Regions from separate parts of the Homo sapiens genome. Here region 1 is linked to region 2. Evidence: chromatin loops called from intact Hi-C (ENCODE). Cell type or tissue: mesothelial cell of epicardium. All regions are shown on one strand.

What was found. A loop is a pair of places that touch in the nucleus more often than their neighbours do. Peaks named below come from ENCODE experiments on the same cell type or tissue, not always from the same donor. Only the 100,000 strongest peaks of a DNase experiment are listed, where the experiment ranks them.
Region 1: a loop joins it to region 2, with 7 times the contacts of the local background. A loop is called at or near these places in 1 of 110 quality-filtered maps.

Annotation. Positions count from the first base shown.
Region 1 is chrX:9,283,191-9,287,190 of GRCh38, forward strand. No RefSeq gene overlaps it. Among named protein-coding and RNA genes, the nearest start is that of TBL1X, 180 kb to the right of the region's middle. In mesothelial cell of epicardium, no CTCF peak of the experiment used is centred here; no DNase peak of the experiment used is centred here.
Region 2 is chrX:9,192,326-9,196,325 of GRCh38, forward strand. No RefSeq gene overlaps it. Among named protein-coding and RNA genes, the nearest start is that of FAM9B, 160 kb to the left of the region's middle. RefSeq lists a silencer at 1,956-2,210. In mesothelial cell of epicardium, no CTCF peak of the experiment used is centred here; a DNase peak (open chromatin) is centred at 1,884.

The sequences.
Region 1 (4,000 bases), 91 kb after region 2:
GTATGATTTTGCCTTCAACAAAATGCCTCTACAGGGTCTCTAAAATGCATGTTCCACAAACATGGCTGCCCAAAGCTCCCCACCTCCCCTCCAAGGCCCCTAAGACTGTTCTATCCTCCTCCCACGCCTGCCCCACCAGACACCTACAATGATCAAGACCATCAAGCCCTGCTGCATTACTTAGAAACCCATCAGAACCTTCTAACCCAGTTTTTACCAACCAAGACTTTGCCTTCATCCTGGAAAGTAAGTCCTTCCTCTTCCTCCATCCTCCCTCAACTGGTAAAAAATCCAATTGGTTCTATGTCAGGACATCTGTTTTTCACAATGCTCAGACATTACCAATCTCCTTATCTCTTTCCAATTGTTTTTTTTTTAATTTCTTTTTCGAGACGGAGTCTTGCCCTGTCACCCAGGCTGGAGTACAATGGCGTGATCTCGGCTCACTGCAACCTCTGCCTCTCGGGATCAAGCAATTCTCCCTCCTCAGCCTCTCAAGTAGCTGGAATTATAGGCACCCGCCATCATGCCTGGCTAATCTTTGTATTTTTGTAGAGATGGGGTTTCACCATGTTGACCAGGCTGGTCTTGAACTCCTGACCTCAGATGATCCACCCGCCCTGGCCTCCCAAAGTGTTGGGATTATAGGCGTGAGCCACCATGCCCAGACTCTTTCCAACTTTTATCACCCACAAAGAATCACCTCTAATGACTGGCGATAGGCAAAAAAGCAGGGTTCCGGGTGGCTGCAGAGGAAAGATGTGGTGGCTCAGATGTGTGTACTAGAGGTATTGCCGATCCCCATAGATTGGAGTGGGCTGGAGAGAAAAACAGACTCAAGAAGGACTCCAAGATGGGCCCAAGCTACAAGAAGGAGGGAGATTCCCATCCCTAAGATGAGAAAGGAAATAGGAAGGGCAAGTTTGGTGAGAAATTCAAAGCATGCTAAAAAATGTTAGAAACAGGCCAGGCACAGTGGCTCAAACCTATAATCCTGGTGCTTTGGGAGGCCCAGGCAGGAGGACTGCTCGAGATCAGGAATTCAAGATCAGCCTGGGCAACATAGCGAGACCTTGTCTCTACAAAAAAATATATATATATACACATATATATGTATGTATATATATGTACACATTATATATATATATATTATATATAATATATATATATTAGTTGGGCGTGGTGGCGCACGCCTGTAGTCCCAGCTACTCAAGAGGTTGAAGTGGGAGAATCACATGAGCCTTGGAGGTCCAGGCTGCAGTGAGCTGTGATCACGCTACTGCACTCCAGCTTGGGCAACAGAGACCTTGTCTCAAAATAAAAGAAAAAGAAAGAAAAAGAAAAAAATGCTAGAAATATACATGCATTGCAATTAGGTGTGTGCATTGCCTTGTGAGAATTTCCACTCAAGGAACCGACCATACTTGCCCCTTCTCACAACGGGCTCTGTATTTATGGACACATGGCTCTCAGTCATTACTGCATGCATGTGCACACCCACACATGTGAGAGAATGCAATGTGCTAACTGCATTCAGACATAGCCAGGCCCTTGGGGCTGCTTTTGGAGACTCTCTATGGAGACTGTAGGACGCTTCACGCTGAGTATCAGGTGACTAGAGAGACCAAATGAGAAGGCTCTCTGCAATCACCCAATTTGACGCTTGAGAAGATTACCCATAATCTTGAGTTCTTTATTTCAGAAAGCAAATCAATTGGCATCTGGAAAAACAAGAGTACTACATCTTGGGGGAAAAAACAACAAAACTCAGCTTCTGCCTTGATAGAATAGATGCCAGGAACCATATATGTGTGTCTATATATGTGCGTATACTATAAAATTATAGAATTGTAAAATCAGATTTTATTTATTATATAATTACATTATATCCAATATTGTATAATACACAATTAAATAGTTGTTGGAGGTAAGTATACATAATACATAATTATCAAACATAATTATATATTTTGTGTAATATGTAATATTTATATTTTTATATAAAATTATATTCTGCACTTGTACAATGTGTATTATATAATATGTATATTAATGTATAATGACCATGAATATGTCTTTACTAGCATATACAATAGCCATTAAAAATCACCAAACCATAAAATGTACATAACTCCCAAATTAATGCCTCACCCATGGCAGCCTACCTGTCCTCTAGATGCCACAGACAATGTGGGGCTGTCCCCAAGGGACACAGTGACCACCAGTCACTCTTCGCTCTTGAAATGACTCACATTTCCTCACCCACCCCCAGCTTTCCCTTCGGCTCACGGAACCAGGCCCCCACCACCCACTTCTGTGCCCTTTAAATGTATTATTTCCTGTGCTGTTACTCACTCTCTCGAAAGTTTTTAACAATATGAGGAAAGTGGATGAATAATTCATCCGAGCCCCGTAAATGACTCTGCAAGACAGAACGCAGGTGTAGCATAGAGAGGGCCAACTAGCAGATAAGCACTGGGACACAGGCCCCCTGGGGTGCCAGGCTAGAGGAAGTTCTAGGAGGTGAGCAGCAAGGACCAGCCAGAGGTCTTGAGTGAGGTGAGTGATTTGGGATGCCAGACACACTACGGGTGAGCATGAGGAATGGGAGTCAGCTCCTTCCCAGCACCATTTTGTTAAGTATATCTTATTTTCACAAGCCAAACCTGTATTTGCCAGGGCAGGATAACTGCTGGAACAAACAGCCTCAGTGGTTCAGCACAGTGAGTGCTTACAGACAGTCCTGACTTACAATGGCTTGACTTACAAATGTTCAACTTTATTATGGTGTGAAAGCAATATATATTCAGTAGAAATCATGCTTCTCTCTCAATGCTGGGCAGCAGCAATGAGCCACAGCTCCCACTCAGCTACATATTTTTGGCATAATGATATTTTCAACTTATGATGGGTTGATCAAGATGCGACTACATGGAAAGTCAGGGAGCGTCTATATTTCTTGTTCACGTAACATTCCAATGGGCAAGTTCCTGCTCTGATGGTGCTCCTGGGCACCTTTCCTGCTTCTGACTTTTGGACCTGCCACATTCTGGGATTATAAAGGATTCGCCTTCCAGGCATACCAAGAGGGAAAGAGCCAGCATGGAGCATTGCTCAGGAGGCTGTTTGGGGCTGGGCCTGCAGCCAGCATAGGTCAATTCAGCCACATCCCACTGGACAGAGCCTAGGCATATGGCTACACAGAAGTGTCAGAGAAACTGGGAAGTGTGGTGTAGCCGTGAGCCCAAGAGGAGAAGGACACAAGTGTGTTGGGTAATGAGGCAGCTTCTGTCACAAGGCACCAAGGAGTGACCACAAAGACAAGGAAATCAGGCAGAAAACTGTTATAGGGGAAAGAGCTTTTTAGAAATGGTTTACCCGATTCCAGGAAAGTCTTTAGAACTACCACTGCTCTCTTCACCCAAACTTAAATCATAAAGAACAACAACAACATGATAATAACAGTAATAATAAGGTTGGGGGAATGCACCTAAAAAACTGGCTAAATCCACACTAGAGAGGATATGCAATGAATTAGAGATTATGTTATAGTTGTAGTGTTGGCCATCAAACCCATCAATAACTAACATATAAGAGCAAACGTTAGTTCAAGTTTCCCTGTCTTGGTGGCAATTCGACCCACATTGTCTTTCCATGTCCTGGTTGTTCTAGCTTTGCTACAATTCCAAGCCAGTGGACAGCAAACCACAGCCTGAGGTCACATCCCACCTACCTGCTGTTCTTGCACGGCCTGCAAGACGAGAATGGTTCTGGCATGTTCAAATGATTGCACAAGGCCGGGTGCAGTGGCTCACACCTGTAATCCCAACACTTTGGAAGGCTGAGGTGGAAGGATTGCTTGAGGCCAGAGTTCAAGACCAGCCTGGGCAACATAGCAAGACCCTGTCTTTACAAAAAATTTAAAAATCAGCCAGGCTTGGTAGTGTTCGTCTGTAGTTCCAGCTACTCCACAGGCTGAGGCGGGAGGATCGCTTGAGCC
Region 2 (4,000 bases):
AAAATTTCCAGCTCTTTCCCCCACAATTTCCTGGAAACAATGGCTACCCAATGGCAATGAACATCCCTAGCACCAAGATTATGTTCTTGAAATATCATTTCCCAGTGAAATACCCCAATGAATTTTGGAGAAATGGTCAGTTTCTAGCCTGGAGCTAGAATATGTACAAGATAACATCAAAGATCTTATAGAAGATATCAAGAAAACCATCAATGACTGCTCTGTGTCAAAAGGACTCAAAATCCAATAGGAAGAGACTCTCACTGACCATGATGGGACAAACTGAAGTTCAATAATGATAAGAACTGCAATGGATTGAAACGTATTTATTTAAAATCAGGAGTTTGTGATTAAATTTTTAAAAATTAATTGGTCCCTTTCTGAGGATTATAAGAAATCAATCCATTATCTTGAAGACTAGTAAATAAAACTAAAGAATTAAGCTTCTATCCTGCCTTTCCCACAGGAATTACATCACTGGGCAACACAGAGTAGATGAGAAGTGACGCCTAGTAACATTATTGCAGCTAATAAATGCGAACAACATGATAGAGTCAGAATATCACCATTTTGCAACTTCCAGTGAATTAACAGATCTAGGCAGCTGCTAACATCACAAAATGAGTACAACTCAGTTACCATTATGGCTCCTGAGGAGAGAACTCAACACTGCCTCATGTTGCCAACAAATTGACTCTAAATCTGGTCAAGCCTCTACATCTAGCTGCGGGAAATACAGAGAACACAGGAAAATATTCAGCTGCACCATAAGTAAGCAATCACAAATGTCCAAACTTTGACAAACTCGACAGGTCCAATGCCCTAGCTTTTTCAACAGGTAAATTGTAAAGAACAATACAGCAGCATAAAGGAATGGAGGAGAGCACTGTACATTAAAAGCCTTTAAAAGATCCAACTATACAAGTTGGCAGAACCTATAGTGTCTAGGGATACATATCTTAGAGAAAGAACTACACAGAAATGCAAGAAAACAATTGCTATAAAAGTTAACATAGTGGGTACACAGCAAGATAGAAGGGATATGACCAGGACGGGGCACATGAATGGGGCTTCTACAGTATCTGCCAATGTTCTTTCTTATGACCGGGGTGATATTTACAAGGGTGCTTGCCACAGAATCATAAATTAACCTATGCACATTTGTGTCGTTTTCCTTTTTTTTTTTTTTTTTTTTTTTTTTTTTTTTTTTTGAGACAGGGTCATCCCGTGTTGCCCAGGCTGTAGTTCAGTGGCGTGATCATAGCTCACTGCAGCCTTCACCTCCTGGGCTCAAGTGATACTCTCAGCCTCTCAAGTAGATGAAACTACAGGTACATGCCACTATGCCCCAGCTAATTATTTTATTCCTATTTTTTAGAGGCAGGGTCTCACTGTGTTACTCAGCTGGTCTCAAACTACTGGCCTCAGGTAATCCTCAGCCTCCCAAAGTGTTGGGATTACAGGCTCAAGCCACCACACTGAGCCAGTTTTGTATAGTTTTCTGTTCCTTTGTTTTATTTTACAGTGAAAAGCTTAGTTAAAAAGGTAGAAAATTAATAATGCTTCAAGTTATCAAAGAATAGGGACAATCATATAAAGGAAAGAATCCAACAGGATAGCTGAAGCTCTGGAGAGAGGACAGCATGGAGCTCCTAACTGCAGGAGTCAGGGCCAGGGACTCCAGGGATCTGAGTACGGCTGTGCTATTAAAGAGCTCAGAAGGCCCAAGTCCTGAGCCAGGTATGCTGGACTAAGAGGGAACACCTGGCATCGGCAAGAGACATCGTTAAGGAAAGCACCACGATTCAGCTCCACAGGGGTGGATCCCAAGACACAAACCACCAGTCACAGACAGGCAGGCTGAAGAAAGAGAACTCAGCAGAAAAGTCCCAACTATCTGGCTCCACCTCATCCATCACCAGACACCAGCAGTATCTACGAGATAAAGATAGGCTGCAAGAAGAAAAACACTTTAAAAAAGGAAATGACAGCGGCCGGGCGCAGTGGCTCATGCCTGTAATCCCAGCACTTTGGGAGGCCAAGGCGAGCGGATCATGAGGTCAAGAGATTGAGACCATCCTGGCCAACATGGTGAAACTCTGTCTCTACTAAAAATACAAAGGATGAGTTCATGTCCTTTGCAGGGACATGGATGAAGCTGGAAACCATCATTCTCAGCAAACTATCACAAGAACAGAAAACCAAACACCACATGTTCTCACTCATAAGTGGGAGTTGTACAAGGAGAACACATGGACATAGGGAGGGGAACATCACACACCGAGGCCTGTCGTGGGGCGGGGGGCTAGGGGAGGGATAACATTAGGAGAAATACCTAATGTAGGTGATGGGTTGATGGGTGCCGCAAACCACCATGGCACGTGTATACCTATGCAGCAAAACTGCACATTCTGCACATGTACCACAGAACTTAAAGTTAAAAAAAAAAAAAATTAGCATGCACCTGTAGTCCCAGCTACTCGGGAGGCTGAGGCAGGAGAATCACTTTAACCCAGGAGGCAGAGGTTGCAGTGAGCCGAAATGGCACCACTGCCTCCAGCCTGGGCAACAGAGCGAGACTCCGTCTCAAAAAAAAAAAAAAAAAACAAAAAAAAAACTGAAAGAGCACTTTGGAAAATAAGGGATTTTTTAAAAGAATGATAATAATTTTTCCCTGAAATACATGTTTCTGAAAACTTTTCCAGAGGGACCCAAGATGAACATTATTTTCTGGACCTATTCTAAAACATTTTCACTTTCTTCTTCCCAATTCAGATGATGTGCCTTATGCATCACCTTGGATCCTCTTGGCCTCTCTGTCCCTGAGGAAGTCACTCCTGGTGAGTAGTGGATCCATAAGTATGAAGGCTTTACCTGTGGCTGCCAGAGTGGAGACATGGGTGGGAGATAGTGTTCTGAGGGGGCACAGTGATATTTATAAGGACAAAGTGAAGGATGCCGTTGGAAGTTTTGCAAAAAAATATATAGGCTCAGGGTAGTTAACCACCAATTTATGACACTCATCTCCAGCAACCACAGGGCAAGCAGATGGTGCTAAAAAGAAGATCCAGGGTTTCATTTAACAGGTAGCAGAGCTGCAAAAAAGACTGAACATGCAGTCTGACTTCTAAGTCAAAGCCAGAGCTCTGCTGAAGAAAGGATGGGACTCTGAGACACAGGAGGGGATTTTTACTTGGACCAGCCTAAGAATGGTAAGCCCCCTCCATCCCCCCAGGCACTCTGAGCACCCAGAAGCAGCTCCACTCCTCTGTGGCCAGAATAGACCTGCACCTCCTTGTTTGGAGACCTCAAAATGGCTACACCTGAAGTGGCTGTCTTATCAGATGATACCATTCTTCTTTATATTGGCAGGTCGCCAAAACCTCTGCAGAGTCCTCCAAGGCTCCCTCCACCTGGGCCCCCACGCAGTCATCTGTGTGTTGGGGAGGGGCTGGGCAGCACGAGTCAGGGCTGCTCCTCAAAGTCACCAAGGTGGAGAGTCACCAAGAAGGAGAGTCACCAAGGTCACTCTACCTCTATGCATACCTCTTCTCCCCTTCCTGGAGCCCTAGCCAATATTGTCTAGGTTTTAGGAGAGCTGTCTCTCCTCAACCCCCAAATATTCCCACATTTTCCGTCTAGAATGAGTCCTCTATTCTCCCTAGCATCTTAGCCTCCTAGAAACCAAAGCCAACAGGAAACCCTCCCGTTATTTTCTGCTTTCTGCACTGAGGCCACAGGTTCACGAGAACCTCACTGCTTAAGCATGGGAAAGGACAGATAAGGGAACAATCAGGAGGGAATAAATAGAACTTCAAAAAATATTAACACATCACTGTAAAAATAAATAGAAAAATGGTGCAGGCATAAATGAGTCCAAGAGAGGGACATAACTCCCTGTCAAAGCAAGATTCTATATGAAAACATCTAATCCTCCACATTGGCCAGGTTGCAAATCACTATTTGCAATCTATCTTAAAATAGGATGTAGTAAAAGCAA